Linked DNA regions of Homo sapiens: region 1 is linked to region 2. A link is a loop called in an ENCODE intact Hi-C map of the cell type or tissue named here. Cell type or tissue: IMR-90. All regions are shown on one strand. Each heading gives the region's core, and the rest is flanking DNA. Links, peaks and the distances in the headings are about the cores only.

Region 1 (10,201 bases), core at 986-8,985, 53 kb after region 2:
GTAAGTACACAAATCACTACACTTGAGTGTACTGTACTCTGTGGACAGCCTAGAATAATGCTGCAGAAGGAGAGGGCTTGGGGGGCCTTGTGGGACTCAGTGGGGAGCCATGTTCTGCAGGTCAAGTAGGATTTAGCCGAGGGAAGCTGGAAATGGAAACCCACACTGTTCGTCCACCTTCTTGGGGAGATGTGGTACCTAAAGTTGGAACAACTGACTGCTTAGCGGACTTTAATCCAGCCACCAGCACTCTTTCCCAATTTAGACTCTTGAAATCTGTGCACAACGCCCTCTGTCTGAGAGACCTGTCCCTGGGGTCCAAGTCAAGGCTGCAGCAGAAGGCTGTCTCTGGGTGCATCTCAGGTGTGGGGCAGGGTCCCCCATCTGTCTCCCTTGCCGTGGAGGTGTGTTGGTGAGGAGCGACTGACGGATTCTGTGAAAAGTGACTGCACCCCAGTACTATACTAATTGTGCTAGACAGAGCTGTTTGAATACCACCAGACAGAATATTACTCAAATTAAAATGAGGCCTTAAATGTCATTATTTGTGTCATTATTAATAGCCCCTAATTGTGTTCTCTAATCATCATAAAATTATGTTAGTATTAATATTCACGTCAAAGCTGCCTAGGGAACTTGGAAGATTAAAAAAAAAGTTATGCCATATGTCAGTTCCCATGAATGTGAAGCAAGTGCTGGTTTTAGTGCGTTGGTTCAGGCTGGAGATGAGAGCATGGCCTGCAGTGGCCAGGGACTGGGGTAGCCCTCGTCTGCTGCTCCCCGAGTGACTGACTCCTGGACTCCTCCACCTGGCAAGACCCTTGAAGGCACCAGTGGGAGCTGTTCTCACAGGACACCCTGCAGGCCTCGGGCCAGCTGCTCTCACTGGTGAGGGGATTAGACAGTGTTTGGTTCCCTGGGATATGGTACTTTCCCTTCTCCTCTTCTCCAACTTTAAGACCTGCTTCTGTCTAGACACCATAATGAAAAGTATGTTGCAATCCTAGCTGGCCTCCCTCTCCAGCTACTGGCAGACTCCACCCCAGTGTGTTTGGGAAACTGCCCAAACTATCCTCTGTTGCTTGGAGAAATGGTGTGAAAGAAATAGGGTTACTTTGGGAGGCCAAGGCAGGCAGATTACTTGAGCCCAGGAGTTTGAGACCAGCCTGGGCAACACAGCGAGAACTCGTCTCTACAAAAAATACAAAAATTAGCCCAGTGTGCACCTGTAGTCCCATCTATTCAGGAGGCTGAGGTGGGAGGATCGCTTGAGCCCAGGAGGTTGGGGTTGCAGTGAGCTGCAATCACGCCACTGCACTTCAGCCTGGGTGACAGGGTGAGACCCTGTCTCAAAAATAAAAACTAAAAAATCAACAAAAATTTTTTTTAAAGAAAAAGAAATATGGTGGAATCTCGCAGAGAAATTTATCATATAATATGGAAAGAACTTTCAGGAAATGTACTTAGAGACCCAGAATTAAAAAATATATACAAGGTGTCCATAAAGTCCAGAAACAGGTGAATCTACCTATGTCTTCAAGGATAGCTTCTTACGATAAGGAATAATAAATAATATTTAATATTTAAAGGATATTTATATTTAATATTCAGATATTTATATTTAATATTTAGATATTTATATTTAAATATTTATATTATGTTTAATATTTAAAGGATAATAAATAATATTATCCTTGTTTCCACCCTTTATGGATGACTTGTACTTTGCCGATGCTAACCTTGCCAGGCCTTCTTTGGGGCAAAACAGTGACCCCCACTATTTAGATGGGGCTCCATTCGGATGCTTGCTTTTCTTATTGGAGATGAGATGAGTGAGAGCCTCAGTTGGGGATGAGCTGAGTTACGCCTCCCCTCACATCACGTGGGACTTTGGTTCTGCATCCCCTCGGATTGACATGGGGTGTACGAGGTGGGGGGTGGGGGTAACAAGGCAGGTGGTGTCGCCAATTAGTGCTTCCCTCCCCTAGGGGATGTGTGAGGCGACTGCCTGGGACCCCCAGAGGCATCAGCCTCCTGCTGACATCACTCAGGGCTCCTCTTCATTGTTTCTCAACATTCCTTTAGGCTGCCTGCTCAGCACCTCAGCCCTCCACTAATGGAGTCCACGTGATCACGATGTGTCAGGCAAATCTGGGGCAACCGCCTCACTCTTCCCAGAGCCCTTGGAATTCTCTGGAACTGAGAATATTCAAATGCCTTTCTTGGTGAAACAGCAGGCTTCCAACCCCCCAAATATTATGACTTGAGTTAAATATAACACAGAGCATGAAAATAACGGCACAACACAGGAGCAGGGGTTCCGGGGAGCGAGCGGCTTGCGTACACACACAGCGTCTGTCACTCTGGGTGTGGCAGGGCGTTTGCAGACCCCACAGACACACAGGCAGAAAACCCACAAAATCACATAGAAGGCTTGGTGCATTCTGGGCTGGCAAGTTGCTACTTCAGCCTGGATGGGCCTTAAATCTGCTGGTTTCTGAATATATACACAGACATTTTTTTTTTTTTTCCTGATCAGATGTGGTGTGGCTTAAAGGGTAGGAGGAGGAGCTCTCTTAACTGTGGTGGAGAAAGCCAGACGCCTGCTTTCTCAGTCATGCAGGGAGGATTGGGTAGGCCTAGGACACTTAAAGGCAGTGTCAGATGTGGCTCGGCCATGCCGATACTTACTTCCAAGCCCAGAGGGCAAACGACGTACCCTTCAGCCCCCAGATTGCCTTTTAAGATAATCTAGAAGAAGCAGCCTTGGCCTGCAGAGGGGAGGGTGGGTGGATCTGTGTTTGGGACCACAAGCCAGGTTCTGCAGTCTCCCGGCTTCCCGTGTAATCGCATGCATAAGTTTGTGGTGAAAACTCAATGGGTCACAGATAAGCAAAAGGTCTTCCGAAAGTCAGACGCTTGAATTCCAAACCCAGTGATTACAGTAATTGTTGGCCTAGGGCTGGATTTGAACCAGTGAACCTAGAATAGCAGAGTTGAATAGGCCTCCTTTCAGAGCCATTCCACCACCAAGTTACCCGGCAACACAGCCACGTGGCTGCTCCTCTGCTCTTCGCTGTGGGCCAAACAGCAGATAGCTCAGGCCATTCTGAAAGAGCAGATATATTGGCGTCTTCCTTGTAATACTAATACCTTATACATGTAGGAGGATTTATAGCTTTCGTAGCATGCTTTTACTTAAGTGGCCTCCTTTGATCTTCATAATGTAAGTGGAGCACATATAATTATCCTCCACTTTACAGATGAGAAAATTGAGTCTCCGGACAGGTATCGGCCAAAGGCTATTGGCTTACAAGTGACAGAAGCAGAGTTGATCCCACACCACCTGATTGCTAGTGCTTCATTCTGGATTGCCCACTCTTAGAAGGTGCACCACTCTATCCCTCCACCGCCACTCAGGGCAGCTTGGAAATCTGGCAGAAGGCTAGCTAGGCCATGAATACTACAAAGGCAGCAGCAATATCACCAAGCTCCCTACCCTTCTTCAAATCTGTTCTTTTTTCCAGCCGTATCTCAGGCGTGCATGAGATGAAGTCCAGAGAAGTGCATGGGAGGTGAGAAGGGAAGGTGGTGAGAAAGATCTTACCCTCTCAGGGTCTCTGCTTTGTTCTCTGTGATTGCTGCCTCAAAGACAAGTCAGCAGAAATATCCCCTGTTCTTCTTGAATCTGAAAACAAAACCATGAAAGTACTTCTCCCTTATCCCTCCCTCTCCAATCACCCAATCTGAGGCACTTTATTTGAGAGGGGGCTTGGGTTGAGGAAGGGGGATTCCTATTTCACTCAGCTGCTGCTGTGAGGGTTTTAGAAACAGGTGACAGTAAGACTGAGGATATCTGTCCTGGAGTCACACCTGGAGCTGTTGATCTTTCTCCTGCTTGAGGAACATAGACATAAAGCTGTTCTTGTGGAATTCACACAAACACTTGATTTCCCCAGAACCCTCTTGCATCCTGAGATGCACTGCCCAGCTTCCCACCTCTGTGCCCCACAAACCTTCCTCTTCCCTGTCATCCGCTCTACAAAGCCCCTGCTAGAAGTTGACAAAGCTGACTGGCTGCTTAATGTGCTACAGGTGTTGTTGCTAGGCAACCACCCCACTCTGCAGCTCAGACTCTGTCAGCCCAAATGAAACCCCTGGTAGCACTTAACCCCGTAACTGCTTAACACAAACACTAATTACGCAGGCCCACCAAACAGCACATTTATAAGCCATAATCAAGGGTCAGGAGGGCGCATTCTCAGCACCTTCATTCCTTCCACCTACACTTCCTACCACTGAGCCGTGGGTCAGGCTGTCACAGGCAGGATTTCGAGGCCTTTTGCCTGTAAGTGCTGGTTCCCTTTTTCCTGGCCATACCAGGTGGACACGGAATTGTAGTGCTGGTCCTCCCTCTGCACTGGACTGGATTCTGCCAAAGTCAACCAAGCGCCTTCAGTTGCTGACTCTCGTCTCCAGGTAAGAGGCTGCAGAGCCTGTTCCTGCATTTTTATTGATGTTTAGGCTAAGCCTCTTGGCCTAAAACCTCATAGTTATAGAAAATTTGTTTCTCTGATGTCTGTATTCGGTTGAGCTGGAGATGACCACCCATTTTTGACAATTCTCCTAACACTTGAGCGTTTTACATTTCTGTGGTTCGGCTCATTTCCCCAGATGGAATAACTCACATTCCTTTAGCTTGACCAGGAATTATAGGAACCTCTAGGCATGTAGATAGATACTTTTGTAGATCAAACTCTAGTAGAATTGATCTGTTCTTGAGTTGGTCTCCCACTTCTAGACTGTGATCACATCACTAACTCATTGTAGGTACTCAACAACTATTGGTGAATGCATGAACACAACCATATTTTAAATTTCCACTTCCTCAACCACAGAGTAAAGTCGACAAAGAAGAGAGAGACCATTAAGTAGCAGAGCAGACTCTCCTATCTCTTCTTGCTTCCTTTTTCTCATGAGATTAAACTGCATAAATCAGATTACAGGAGATCCTGACGAGGCACCAAGTCTTCTTTCTGCAAGTAGTCCTGATTGTAACAGGCAGATCTAGGCCTGCTGGGCCGCAGGTGTGGAGAGTCCCATCTATTCCGGAAAGGCAGCTTCCCCCAGGCAGGCTGGGCACTTTCCCAGGATGCCAGAACACTGGATGGACTTTCAGGGGATCACTACCACCCTCTTTCCCAGCTGGAAAAACCAGTAAACCCTTGTCCTACTGGCAATTGTTTAATTATTCAAGGGTGAAGGAGCAGAGAGATCTTGCTGTTTCTGAGTGTTTGGGCTCATTATTATTTAGCAACAAATATTTCAACCTCAGAACCCCACCTCAAAGTTAGTATCCCGCTCCCTGTGAATGAAATGTGCCCGGTACTGTCCTCCCCTTGTGCACATGTTATTGTTTAACCTTCACCAGGGCTCTCGCATATGGATGTAACCATCTCTGCCCTACATGTGAGAAACAGGTCCAAAGAGGCTAAATAACTCACTCAAGTTTGGACACCTAGTAAGTGGCAAAGCCGGCATCCTGAAGCCTCCTTTTTCCTTCACTATGATACACTGCCTCTCAGGACATTGGAAAACTAGAGCCCAGAGAGGCTGAGTGACTTGCTTGAAATCCTGCTGACAGCGAGTGGTACGACAGAGATTTGAATCAGGACTGATCTGGCTCTAAAGTTCTTATCACGTTTTGTCTTCTATATCACAACACATTTTAGAGTTATTCCTCGTTTCTGTGTTGGATGGTGCCTCCTTAGAGGCGAAATCCGAGTGTCCAGCAGGCAGCCGTGGGTTCTAGGAAGCAGCGTAGACCGTGTCCTGAGCAGACTGTATTCTGAAGTGGCGGGCCTCCTTCCAGCTCTTCTCCACTTCCTTGAAAGGACCACATTGAGGGGGTGAGGAGAGAGAGAAAGAAAAGAAGGAGGAGGAGGAGGAGAAGGAAAAGAAAAGGGAGGGAGAGAAAGAAAGAGACAGACTGAGAGAGAGATAGTAAGGAAGAGAGAGGGAAACACACACACACACACACACACACACACACACACACACACACACACAGAGGGAGAGAGGGAGAGAGAGACTTCTTGTTCTGGCAGCCCCAGTGGCTCCCTGTTTCCCCCTCACATCTTGAGTCAGTAATGCCTTGGCTTTGGGCTAAGCCACTGTTGCCAGCTGGTGGCATTAAGAGTTGGGATTGCCAGCTTGGTCACAGGTGACAGGATTGCAAACATCATCATGGCCCTGGCTCCTTCCCAGCAGACCCAATGGGTCGTAGTAAGCCCCAGTTGGGGAGGTAAATGGAGGTAAAAAGAGATTGTATTTTATGGGTCCAAGTGGGGAGGGGGCTGAAGGGCTCGCCCCATGAGTTTAACACTTTCATGCATGTGGTTTCTCCATAAAGTATTAATAATGTTCCTATAATTGATACTTCAGGGCAATAACCTCTGACAAAACGGCCCTGATTAGCAGATAATTGAGTGTGTTGGATTGTGTCCTGAGAGAGCTGAATGCCAGGCAAGGCCCATTAGCCTATCATAATGACCCCTTTTGTCAGGTATTAGTGTCATTAAGAACCTGCTCTCTGAAATCAGTCCCTTTATTTAACTCTTTTCCCTAATTATATGGATCATTTTACAAATCAAAGCAAATGTTTGCATACAGCCCCCAGTCATGCAATGGACTGAGGTGCTGGAGGAGCAAGCTGGAGATTTCTGAGTGGAGAGTCCTGGGTCAGGAGGACACTCTTTGTCACTGGAAGTTTTCTGGAGGAGGCGGGCCCCTAGAAGTCCAGTCAGGGTTCCACAAGGCTATGGCGCACCCTGTCGGCTCAGGTGCCAGGGTGATGGAACGTCTGGATAGGAGGTGCCTTGCCAAGAGAGCTTGCAGGCCACACATAAGTCAATGCCTAAATTAATCTTGGCAAAACATGTGGCCCCTCGGACCAGCTGCTTAACACAGAGAGCACTAGGATTGAACAGGTTGGTACCAGCCACAGGGCACCTAGAAGATACAGACTCCTGAGCTAATCAACTGGGTTATGCCCAAAGGAGACTCACATCTCTGTCAGGAAGCAGGAGCCTCTGGGAATGGCTAGGGAGGAAAAGTAGGACCAGAATCCCCCGGATCTGGGAAGATATTGCTGCAGTGGACAGGTGTCCATGCTTAGAGCTGCCAGCTAGGTAAGCAGCCAGTGTGCCTGGGACTCTCGGGGACTTACAGCGTGATCAGCCCCCAGGCCACACACATGGAAGCTGACACAACAGGGAGCTCAAGGGACAGAAAGCCGCATTCTGACCTGCTCCCCCGGTCCTTCTCACTCATTAAAAAGTATAGACAGTTTCCCATTTATTTGAATCCAGTCACTGGCTGACACCTTTTCCACCCTCCCCAGCTCCATACAAAGCTTTTTATCCCAGAGCAGGTTCCATGTGGGTGAATCAGAAAGAGGTCTGAGTCTCCAGCATGAATTGCTTAGAGACAAGGGGCTGATAGCTTTTTGGCAGCTAAGAAGGATATATTTTTATATATACCAAAGATGAAGGTGAAAGGATATCACTTGTTACAGGGAAGGCTCAGAGGTTGCTGAGCTGCGGATAATTTACTTATTAGGCAAAGTGATGGGTAAATTTCCCGAGAGGAGCTATGACCTGTTGTGAGGCCTGGGCTGGTGTCTCTGGACCATATCTCCTCCTCTCCTCTCCCGTTTTTGCACAGCAAATGCTCCTTGAGTTTGCTTTCCCTTGTTGTAATCACAGAGGGGCTTGTGCTCTCATGATTTGCGTTGGGCCTGGTGAATTTCCTAGCATTGGCCTTGGGTGGAGAGCTGCCAGCCATGCAGAGAAACTGCTGGGGTTTTTGCCGAGGAAGCAGAATTTTGGTGGTGGAGTGTGATATTCTCCTCTCAGAAATAATACCTTTCATTTAAGGTAAGAGAGGAGATTTGACATCCCATGAAAATATGATTTTAAGCCCTGTTCTGCTTGGGGTAGACTTTTTCTCTGGGGCCAAGTTGCTGAACCAGGGAATGCAAGCCCCTAAACTGACAATGAGGGGTGGTGGTCTGAGGTACACTACCTAAGACTCCTCTGGAAAGGGGGCTAGACATGGGGAAATCCTGCTTTCTTGCTGTAGCTCTCCCCGGGGACCAGTTCTGCTCAAACCCCAAGGAATGCTGCTCCCAGGAAACAAAGAATGTGCACTTCACCTTTCTGAATACTGGGAACACAGTGATACTATGGACGACTAGACAAAAAAGCTAATAAATATTCTATGTTATGCTAATTTCTAAGTAGTAACATAGAATTTTATGTTTATTCAATCAACAAACATTTTATTTTTTCTTTTTTTTGAGACAGGTTTTTGCTCTGTCACCCAGACTGGAGTGCAGCAGCATGATCATGGCTCACTGCAGCCTCAAACTCTCAGGCTCAAGTGATCCTGCCACCTCAGCCTCCCAAGTGGCTGGAACTACAGGCATGCACTACCCTGCCCAGCTATTTTTTTTTTTTTTTCTTTTTGTAGAGGTGAGGTCTGACTATGTTGCTCAGGCTGGTCTTGAAATCCTGAGCTCAAATGATCCTACCACCTTGATTTCCCAAAGTGCTGGGGCTCCAAGTGTGTGCCACCATGCCTGGGCATTTTTTGTTTGTTTGTTTGTTTCTCATAGAGACAGGTCTCACTATGGCTGGTCTTGAAATCCTGGGCTCAAGTGATCCTCCCAGCTCAGCCTCCCAAAGTGCTGGGATTACAGGCAGAAGCCACCACTCCCAGCCTCAACAAACATTTTTTAAACATCTCACTGCCTGGGCCCTGAACCAGGCATTGAGTATAGACAGATGAATGGGACATGGAACCTGCCCCCAAGTAGCTCACAATCTCTTATGTGTATGGTGGTGATGGGGTATACAAGATCCTTAATTCAACCCATTGTATTGAGGCCGTAATAGAAACGTAGGCTGGGTGTTATGGAAATGCACAGGAGGAAATAATTAACTACTTCTGCCTAGGAAAGAAGGGGAAGGAAGGTTTTCCTGCAGATACAATGTTTAAGCTGAGGTTTGAGAATCTGTCAGATGAAAGAACGAAATAAAGCACCGGCACAACAAAGAAAAGCTACAATTTATTAGGGGTTCTAGTATAATAGTCATAGTATCTCATCTTCTAGAGCAATTACTATATGTTAAATGCTTTGCATGACTTACCTCATTTGATCGCCACAGCAACCTTGTAAGATGGGTATTTTTGGTATCCTTATTTTATACTTGAGGAAATAGAAGTTTTGAGGGAATTTATAAAAATTTAATAATCTGCTAGAGTCACACAATTATTAAATGTTGGGCAACCAAGATTTGAACCCAGGGCTGGGCGTGGTGGCTTACGCCTGTAATCTCAAGACTTTGGGAGGATGAGACGGGTGGATCACCTAAGGTCAGGAGTTCGAGACCAGCCTGGCCAACATGGTGAAACCCCGTCTCTACTGAAAATACAAAAGTTAGCTGGGCGTGGTGGCTCATGCCTGTAATCCCAGCACTTTGGGAGGCCAAGGCAGGTGGGTCACTTGAGGTCAGGAGTTCAAGACCAGCCTGGCCAACATGGTGAAACCCTGCCTCTACTAAAAATATAAAAATTAGCCAGGCTTGGTGGCACGCGCCTGTAATCCAAGCTACTTGGGAGGCTGAGGTAGGACAACTGCTTGAACCCAGGAGGCAGAGGTTGCAGTGAGCTGAGATGCCACTGTACTCCAGCCTGGGTGACAGAGCAAGACTCCATCTCAAAAAAATAAATAAATAAATAAAAAAGATTTGAACCCAGACTTCTGAAGCCAGAGGGCAAGCTCTTTTTTCATCCAGTATCCTGCTTCCCTAAGCACTGTACAAATGTTAATTCATTGAATCCTCATAACGACCCAGAGAGACAGTCATCCTTATCTTCATTTTCGGGTGAAAAAATTTGGAATGCTGTATGATGATCTGTGGTATGGAGAGTACACCAGGCAGAGCACGTTTGGGAAACTTTCCAAGGCAACTTGTGCGGTTTCCTGCAGGCCCTCATTCCTACCACCCTGGCTCTTCAGAATAATGATTCTGAGTCTCAAGTTCTTTGTGGGTAAAATGTAGAGTTTGGGAGTGAGAAGCGGAAGGGAGTGAGGTTGGTGGTGGGCAGAATATGGTCCCCCAAGGATGTCCATGTC
Region 2 (10,201 bases), core at 1,380-9,379:
TAGGGAGCAACAAATCCTTTCTCATCTCCTTCAGCTTTCTCATCTCCCTCTAGCTCCCGCTAGATGCAGAGCCAAGCAGGAGCTAACTGGCAAAAGAGAAATGCAATTTGTAGCGTTCCAGAGCCTGTGTCCCAAAGCAGAACAGAGAAAGGTGGGGCATCCTCTGATTCCCAGAGGATGTATTCATGGGGGGATATTTTCCAGACAGGCATAAGAAACCTCAGAAGGTAGTTTGGACTCTCTTTCAGCCCATGCACTTGGCCATCTGTTTGAGTCTCTATTGTCTGATCTGTCAGTTCTTCATTTTCTATGACAGGTCCTGGGGCTTTTATACACTGCTTTTATTTATTTTTTTTAAATGAGAAGTTGGGACCACATCTCATTTTTATCCCTTTGGGGATCATCTTGATCCTCTGCTCCTTGCCCCAAACTGCACAAAGCCCACTTCCAAGTGATAGGAAAAAGGGAGATTCAACTGTCAAACAATAATAGCAAGATATTATCAATGTAGGCCTGTGATTGTGTCATATAAAAAATAAAATACACACCAGTTAATCAAAGCACTACAGACACTTTTAAGTAATCCCACTTTGGCTTTGCATAACTCCATACACTGCCGGCAGTGCTCTTGTCTACCACCAGAGACCATAATATACATCAAAAATTCTCCTTTAAATTTATTTTCAGTAAAGATTGGTCTTTTGAACTGCGGCAGTGGAGGCTTAAGGGTACAAAATCTCTCTCGCCTTTTTCTCTTTTCTTTTTCTGTCTCCCCCATCTTTCTCTGGTAGGGCGGTGACTCTGGGGCAGGGGAAGGGAGCAGCAGTGGGTTCCACACATCCTGTTGAAACTTCTGTCCTTTGCATGGATCAGTTCCTCTCATCTGACACTTGATTAAGTCATTAAAGCAGGAAGGTGAAGAAAGGTTGAGCTGCAGCAAAAAGGAGAGAGAGACAATTCCCTCCATTTGCTTGGGAGAACGCCTCCAATTGCTGGGCCCAAGGATGGTCTTGAGCTACCCCAGCTGGGATAACACAAACTTAAGGCTTTCTTAAAATCCCAGATTCTGTGACATGTACAACATTGGGTGCTTAGGGGCACAGATGACAACCCCACACCATTGTGGAATCCTTTCTTGCTGCCGTCACCAATAGGACAATGAATGAGATAGCCTTCCCAAATCATAGGGGGACGGTGGCAGGTCAGTTTGTCATGACAAACAGTATATTTTAGTGGCTAAACCTTACTCCTAGGTTTGAATTGGAATTTATTACTTCATAGCTGTATGACTTGATGTCAGGGATTTTTAAAATTGTGGTTAAATATACATGACAAAATTTACCATTTTAACCTTTTTTTTTTTTTTTTTGAGGCAGGGTCTCACTTTGTCCCCCAGGCTGGAGTGCAGTGGTACGGTCATGGTCACTGCAGCCTTGGCCTCCCGGGCTCCAGTGATCCTCCCACCTCAGCCTCCTGAGTAGCTGGGACTACAGGCGCATGCTACCATATCCAGCTAATTTTTTTTTTTTTTTGTATTTTTTGTAGAGACAAGGTTCTTCCACGTTGCCCAGATTGGTCTCAAACTCCTGAGCTCAAGTAATCCACCTGCCTCAGCTTCCCAAAGTGTTGAGATTACAGCGTGAGCCTCCGCTCCTGGCCCATTTTCACAATTTTTAAGTGCGCAGCTCACGGGTATTAGGTATATTCAGATTGTTGTGCACCCATCGCCACAGTCCATCTCCAGAACTTTTTTAGCCTCTTGAATTGAAACGTTATACCCATTAAACACTAATTCCTCATCCCACTCCCCACAGCCCCTGGTAACCACCATTCCACTTTCTGTCTCTACGGCTTTGTCCATTCTAGGTATGTCACAGAAAGGGAATCATGTAGCATTTGTCTTTTTTGTGCCTCGCTTATTTCACTTAGCATAATGTCCCCAGGGTTTGTCTGTGTTGCAGCGTGTGTCCCGGATGTCAGTCTTTGCTCTAAGTAGACTGAGAGTTGCCAGCTCATATACTCTGCTCCCTTGCCCTGCCTCAAAATGAAGAGTGGGCTAAGTGAAACCTATAGGGGGAAGAATGAGAATATATCCATAGACTCTTAGAGGTGAAGGGGATCTTAAATGTCATCTGATTCTACCTCCCACCATTGGGGGACATCCTCACTGTCAGCTCTGAGCGGGAAGGTGGACTGGTAAGAGTGGTAATCCTCTATATTTTTAAAGTAATTTATATTTTTTCCTGAGATGTTTCTATCCATGATTTCACTGGATCCTAACAACAATTCTAATATAGGTCCAGGCAGGTCTTATTTTCCTGGAAACCAAAGCCCAGAGGTAGAGTTGAATTTGCTTCTGAACAATTGTGACGGAGTCTCTTGTTTTTTAGTCTTCCATCCTTTCCCACAGTAGCCCAGGTTTGCAGACCTGTTTCTATTTCATTCTTTCTTTCTTTTTTTTTTTTTTTTTTTTGACAGAGTCTCACTTAGTCGCCCAGGCTGGAGTGCAGTAGCACGATCTCAGCTCACTGCAACCTCTGCTTCCCAGATTCAAGCGATTCTCCTGCCTCAGCCTCCTGAGTAGCTGGGACTACAGGCGCGTGCCACCAGGCCTGGCTAAATTTTGTATTTTTAGTAGAGATGGGGTTTCACCAGGTTGGCCAGGCTGGTCTTGAACTCCTGACCTCAAGTGATCCACCTGCCTCAGCCTCCCAATGTTCTGGGATTACAGGCATGAGCCACTGCACCCAGCCTCTATTTCATTCTTTATCCAAGGTTCACTTGACTCTCCCAATTTTCTTGGAGTTATCACTTCAAAATCCCAAGTAAGCTATATGAGCCTTCTAGATCATGTCCCAGAAAAAGAAAGGTGCTGCTTAGGAATTGTCGGATTTGAGCTGGGGTGAAGCTAAGAGCTCAGAACAGGGGGACCCCCTGCACTAGAGATTTCACAGCTTCATGAAGGCCACCATCTTGGGAGTTGGGAGATTCTTCTGGCATTTGAACTAAATTCCTTCTACAATAATAATAATTGTCTTCTGTTTTATCTTGAGATCAATGGAAGCAGAGAGGAATAGCTGCTGTCAATTACGCTATACCTGTACAAGACAAATTTCTCACCCAACCTCCTTGCCCTTGGCTGAATCATCCAATCCTGAACTTCCATGGAGAAGAGAGAAGTCCATGGACAGGGATTTTCCTCATCAGCTGCTCCTGACCACAGTATTGGGGTTTGAGTGCTCAAGGTGCCCCTAAGGAACCATCCCAAGGGTATTTTCCCTAGAGGTCTCTTAAGAGTTGGGTGAAATTTAAGAAGAGCAAGCTGCCTTCCATCTGCTATCCCCGGGGTCATGTGCCCCCAGATGGTGCAGGATGAGTGGGGGCAAAGGGCAAGGGGGAAGTATGTCAACTGGAACATCACAGAAGTCTAAATAAGGACTGTTCTGTTTGCCATCCATCTCTTAATTTTTTGATCTCACTAAAGGAATACAACCCTATAATAAACACTCCAGCCTTACATAAATAAGCACCAGCTTGCAACTGCCTCTGTAGCCAGCTCACTGGATTCCTGAGATTAAGAACACAGGTATACCTCTTAGAAGGTGTCACAGCTAGGAACTATAAAAGTCATCCACAATGAAAGTGATGAGACACTTGGGTGGGTAGCCAAATGGTGTTGGGGTGGGGTCGGAAATGGGGTAAATGCTACAGAAACAGCTTCCCTGGGGATAAGAAAGCCTAGGAGAAATGCTGGTGTCTGAACAGTCCAGATGTAGGAACAGTTGAAACAATCTTATTTGGGCTTGAGCAGCCAAAAGACTCTGGAAATCCAGGTCTGAGCCTCTGGAGCTTTCTTTTCAGCTGCCCCAGCTGCACATTCCTGAAAAGCCAGCACTTGCACGAGGCATCTCCCAACTCAGACATGAGTCACGCCAGCTTATTTTAAGTCCTGACCTCTTCCCGGGAAGGGACTCTGACATGGAAAGCCACGTGCTGTGAAGCAACCATGGACCCCGGCCAAGGGAAACAGAGGCCCCCAACAGCTTCCTGACAGTGTCCTTCCCAGAAGCCCAGTGTGAGCAAGGGCCAGGAGCAGCTGTGGGCACTCATGCCCCCTCCCTTGCCAGGGCGGAACAGTGGGCCGCACCACACCAGCAGCTCTTGTACCCACCGTGATGCTGCTGACGGCTGGGGCAGGGGGTGCCAGGCAGTGAGGGAAGCCCTGTGTGCTCCTCTTTCCAGGACTCTGGCCTTGGTTTTCCAGTCCACACCAGATTGTCCTGAAAGGCTACTGCAGTCCTTTGGGGATAAATGGACAGAGGGAGTATGAAGCCCATGCTCTCTCAGCCAAATGTATTTAAGCCTTTTAATAATTCATATCCCCATTTCCATACACAGCCCCACTTAAAGAGGGATCCCAGGGAAACCTAAAAGCTTTTCTGATTGCACCAGCTCATCCAGCATCTTCATAAAAGGTTCTCAACTGGCCTCTCAGAATCGACGGCAGCAATGCTTATGAAGAAAACTAATAGTTCCAGCTGGTAGTCATTGAAAAGTCACTTAATATTTCTCAGTGCAAGGAGCTCAACTTAATGGGACACAATGTTTTTTCCCTAAGCAGTTGGGAAAAAAAAACCTTGACATCATATTAATAATGTCAAGTTTTATTGGCTCTCTTATTTGACATGATATTAAACTTTTCAGGCTCTATCTCGACTGAGGTACAAGGTTGTTAAAATGTGGACAGATTGGAGCGCTACAAAAATGTGGCATGGAAGAAATGCCTGTCCAGGTGAGTGTAGAGAGATGGAAAGCCGGTGACATGGGGCTTAATAGACAAATCTACTTTGCGGAAAAACTCTTAGTACGTCACCTCCTTCCCTACACTGCCTTCTTTCTGAGACCGATGATGCAGGCACCTTAGGGGAAGATGGGGCTTCAGAACTCTATGGCATAGGGTTGTTCATTGTCCTCTGCAAGTCTAGTTTTCTGGACAGAATAAAGTGAAGACATCATGTTAAGACAGATTACAGTCTATGAGCATAGCTTTGCTCCATAGCACCTCCTTGGGACAGAAAATTCCCTGGGTTTCTCCTTTTTTTTTTTTCTTTTTTTGAAGGAGTCTGGCTCTGTCACCCAGGCTGGAGTGCAGTGGCGTGATCTTGGTACACTGCAACCTCTGCCTCCCGGGTTCAAGCGATTCTCGTGCCTAAGCCTCTCCAGTAGCTGGGATTACAGGCATGCACCACAACGCCCAGCTAATTTTTGTATTTTTAGTAAAGAGATGAGGTTTCCCCATGTTGGCCAGGCTGGTCTCAAACTCCTGACCTCAAGTGATCCGCTCGCCTTGGCCTCCCAAAGTGCTGGGATTACAGACGTGAGCCACCATGCCCTGCAACTCCCAGGGTTTCTAATAATAATAACAATAGCTAACTAACATGACCTGGTGCAACCATGTGTCTGACACCATGCTAAGTACTTTCCCATGTTTACCCCTGTTGGATCCGCACAAAAACCAAAAGAGTTAGATGTTATTGTTGTCACCATTGTCCCCATTTTAAGAAAGAAAACTGAATGAAAGAGGCATCGTATGATTTTCTAAGTCTGATGGCTAGTAACAGACCTGGAAATCCTATTCAAATAGGCTATAGCCTGAAATTATATGCTTACCACCCTTCAATATAATGGGAGCCATTATGAAGATGAAATATGTCACATATGCAAAGTCTAGGGACCCCAGCCTGGCCCTTGGACCTCTCCCTACCCTGGACACCCGTCCTCTTTCACCATTTTCACTGTTGGGGACTGAGAGGCAACCAAGAGGGAGGTTTATCCAGCAGGCAGTCAGCACTGACTTCGCCTGTCAGGCGCAACACCATAAATAACATATTTTAACCAAAGAACACCCCAGCAACCCAATAATGCATATCTAAAGCCATTTTGACGTTGCAGAGATACAGTAATACTTTTATGCTTTGTTTAAAGAAATTGTTTGCAGCATATTTGTAGTGAAATCAGTCCAAAGAGTTTATTTGGGATGATTGATTTATAGGAATCCAGCTCCCATACCCAGAGGATGACACTTAAATCATATCTTCTTTTCATTTATAATAAGGAACAAAATGATCATATTTTGACAAGTCTGATCATTTTGGGGGTTGAGCAGGTTCCCTCAGTGGGCTCAGTCTATAGCTCACAGAACTGATAGAATATTATTATGTCTCATTAAAATCAGCTGCAGCTGCTTCAGATGGCGGCCCCAAAGAAAACAAAGCTGCTGGCAGTTTATCCTAGAGTAGTCAGTCTACCTACTGATTTTTAAGAAGGGGACAAGTGGAAATCTTTTCAGTTGTGCTTGCCAAAGCCCATCTTCCCTGGGTTTGAACTTAGAACATCTCCTTAAAACAGACCGGCCCCACCTAGGGCTGACATCACAAGTCTTTCTGTGTCCTCTCTCCCCGCTTGATGCTACAATGCTGCTGCAGCCTCTGGCCTTCTGACCCCACAGAGGCTGTATCCCATTTCTAGGACTAATGGGAATCTAAACTGCCCAGGCTTAATGGGGAGGGTGACATTTGCTGTTTTGGCACCTGCCTCCTCACTAAACCAAACAAGCCGGTTTTGTAGTTCTCATTTGTTTCCAGATTCACAGCCGGGGCAAAAGCCGCCTGTGTCACATCCCCAGAATCTGTGCTGTTATTTCCATATTTGTGTTCAGCTCCTGAGGCTGGGCTTTGGGTCATGCTGAGCAAAGTCTGCCTTCTGCCCTGTCTGAAAGTCCCCTTTCGCTCCCCTGCGAATGACGGCAGGACTCCTCTGCTGGTCTCCCCATCAGACTGGGGCCCGGCCCTGTACCGCTCCCACTTCTTGAGAAGTGAGCTCAGTCTGTGACAGCCACACAGTGAAAAGACCGGAAAAGTTCTCCCGGAACAAAACCTCACCAAGTTCTCGGGGTCCATGGCAGTCTGCGTAAGAGTAGTACAGTGAAAGAGCTTCCTTCTCTCATCTCCCTCTTTCATCTTCCCTAATCCCCTCCCCTCAACTTATCTTTTTTTTCTCTCTGCCTCCAGCCCCCCTCCTCTTTCTATTCACTATCAAGAACAGCCAATTTAGCGGGCAGCCATACAGTTCCAGCAGAAGGCCCTGGGATCAGTGGCTATGGGGAATGGCACAGCCAGAAGGAGAAATCAAAGATGAAATGAGCATTTGGATCTTGCTTAAACTGAAGTTTAGCACCCTCTATGCATTATTCATGTGTGACATCGTCACCCTCTTCTCTACACTCTCCACTGAGCTACAAGAGAGCCCTGAATCCTCATGGCTTTGAAATAATTTGCACAATGACACTGATCTATCTTCAACCCTGCAAACGCCCCATAGAGGGCCAAGTTTTGGTCTGGCTCAGGTACAGGTGCAGGTCAGGTCAGCATGAAACCACAATCATACCCTTTTGGCAAGACACTTCAAGGAAGTGGGTAATGATTCACATTTGGTGTTTAGCTTTTGATACCTGTACCAAATGGTCAAAACCCTAAGCAAGCAACTGGTCTTGATTGGATTGTTTAAAAATATGAATTATTGACCTTGGGCAAGTCATTAGATTTCCCTGAGCTTTGATGTTCCGTCTCCAAAACTTGGAGTCCATGATGACTTCCTTACAGGGATGCTGTGAGGACTGAATTAGTTAATACGTATATGTGGACATGCTTTGTAAACTATAAAATACTGAATGAGTATAAAAGCAATTTAAAAAGGCCGAAGTGTATCAGGCATTCACGATGTGCTTGGTATTATGCAATTGGCACTTACTTGCTCATTTAATCTTCACAGAAATCCCCATGAGGTTGATACTATTATTCCCCCTCCTTTTTTTTTTTTCATGTCAGGCGGGTAATGTGCTGACGTTGTAACAAGGTTTGAAGGAGGCACATCTCACACATGTGCCTGAACACCCAATCATCTCGCTTATGAACTACAAAAGGACCTCCCCTTTCTTAAGATGAGGAAATTCAGGACACTCAGAGAGGTGGTTAAGGGAAGTCCAGAGCTGAGATTCTAGTCTAGGCTGTCTCTTCCCTCCCACTTTGCAGGTACCCATTCCAGACTGAGGAGCAGGTAAGTCTCCTGGCTTTATGCAGAAACACAAATATTGATTTACCAACAAGTCAAATATTTTCCCCTCCTTGGAATGCTCCTAAGCTGGAGGCACTTGGACATCTTGGGCCTCTGCTACTTCATTTACACTGGTTTTCCATTGACCTGAATGGGTGGGCCAGTGACTATTTGCAAGGTTGGTTGGGAAGGGTTGGCTCTCAGCTTGGGATTCCTAGAACAGGTGCACTTGGGGGCCTCCTCTTGGCCTCCACCTCTGCGGATCCCAGGGCCAATCTTTTGTCTCAACCCATTTTCTCAGGAACTCATCTAAGAGAGCTACCCCCTGGCGGGAGTAAGCTACCATCTCCAAGGGCCAGCACAGAACTTTGGGAGTGCCAATTGTGGAGAGAAGGGGGTGTTAGGAGAGATCGTCCCAGAGGATTACAGTGACAGGACACTTAGCCCTCCTCACAGGCACGAGTTTGGAATAATTACCCAGGGCAGACTCTCTGAAAGAGGAGGTAAGCTGGCTAAGGCTCTTAGAAGGCAGGCCTGATGACATTGTTATGTATCAGTCCAAGGCTCAGGACGCGGCGGGGTCAGGTATTAGCTGATTATCTGATTCTGTCAGCAGAGAGCTTTCAGTGAGTCCACAGAGCCAGCCCCCAGATTTCCGCACAGAAACGCTAAGCTTAGACACCTGCAAAGGAGTCCTCGTGTGAAGTTCTGCCCCTGGAAGGTGTCCTGGGTACTTACAGTATCAGCACTGGAGGCAGATCCTGCAGCTCCGAAACACCCTCCAAGCTTCACGTTGCCACACGGTTCTGGGAGATGAGGCCATGGCAATCTGTGGCTTCCCTTGCTCCTGAACTTGAGCCTCTGATTCCCTCTCCTGTTGGAGGCTTTAACACGGTCAGTCTACAGACACCAGTTTTGGCTGTTGAAAAGCTTTCCACCTCCAACCCTGCTGGGGGTGGAAGAGAAGGACAGAAGGGGAGTGAGGAAGAGCCACTTCTGTGACAGAAATCAAAGCCAAGGCAGGCAGACATGTAGGTGGACTTGAGCGGCAATTAATTCTTTTCAATCAGGAGAGAGGCCCAAATGACAAGAGGAGGCACTAAATTTAGACATAAAGAAGAACTTACTTGGTTTTGAAGGTTAGCCAGGATACCTCTAATAATTGTGTTATAATAAATATAATTTTATTATTTACTATATTTACTGTTCTATCAACTTTTCTTTTTCTCTTCTTTTCTTTTTTCTTTTTGAGACAGAGTCTGACTGTGTCACCCAGGCTGGAGTGCAGTGGCGTGATCTCGGCTTACTACAACCTCTGCCTCCTGGGTTCAAGCAATTCTCCTGCCTCAGCCTCCAGAGTAGCTGGGATTACAGGTAAGTACCACCATGCCTGGCTAATTTTTGTATTTTTAGTAGAGACAAGGGTTCACCATGTTGGCCAGGCTGGTCTCGAACTCCTGACCTCAGATGACCTGCTCACCTTGACCTCCCAATGAACTTTTTAATATTGTGTCACTTAATCCTTCCAACTACCCTATGAGAGAGGTATGATCATTAGATTTCTATTTTACATCTGAGAAAGCTGAGGTCCAGGTAATTTTTTTTTTTTTTTTTTTGAGATGAAGTCTTGCTCTGTTGCCCAGGCTGGAGTGCAATGGTGCAATCTCAGCTCACAACAGCCTCTGCCTCCCGTGTTCAAGCAATTCTTCTACCTCAGCTTCCCAAGTAGCTGGGGTTACAGGCATGTGCCACCATGCCTGGCTAATTTTTTTTTTTTTTTTTTTTTTTGTATTTTTAGTAGAGACGGGGTTTTGCCATGTTGCCCAGGCTGGTCTCAAACTCCTGACCTCAAGTGATCCACCCACCTTGGCCTCCCAAAGTGGTGGGATTACAGGTGTGAGCCACTGTGTCCAGCCAGGTCCAAATAATTGAAATAACTCATCTAAAGTCAGCAATTTGAAAGAGACAGAATCAGAATGTAGACCCAGGCAATCCGATGCCACAGTGCAGGCTCCCAGCTACTGTTTTCCAGGTGCCTCCATAGAAAGAATGGAGAAATGCTGGGGAGAGCTCCATCTGGCCTAGTTGG

The links. Peaks named below come from ENCODE experiments on the same cell type or tissue, not always from the same donor. Only the 100,000 strongest peaks of a DNase experiment are listed, where the experiment ranks them.
Region 1: a loop joins it to region 2, with 2.7 times the contacts of the local background. A loop is called at or near these places in 2 of 110 quality-filtered maps.

Annotation. Positions count from the first base shown.
Region 1 is chr11:115,672,303-115,682,503 of GRCh38, forward strand. LINC02698 (long intergenic non-protein coding RNA 2698) reads left to right here. Exons shown (of 5, transcript XR_001748394.3): 2 at 4,384-4,479. Among named protein-coding and RNA genes, the nearest start is that of LINC02698, 18 kb to the left of the region's middle. In IMR-90, for the core only: no CTCF peak of the experiment used is centred there; DNase peaks (open chromatin) are centred at 1,019 and 4,669; H3K27ac peaks cover 904 bases.
Region 2 is chr11:115,619,202-115,629,402 of GRCh38, forward strand. It overlaps LOC124902826 (small nucleolar RNA U13), which reads right to left and starts at 7,984; the gene lies at 7,881-7,984. In IMR-90, for the core only: a CTCF peak has its summit at 5,075; a DNase peak (open chromatin) is centred at 3,920; H3K27ac peaks cover 1,324 bases; H3K27me3 peaks cover 436 bases.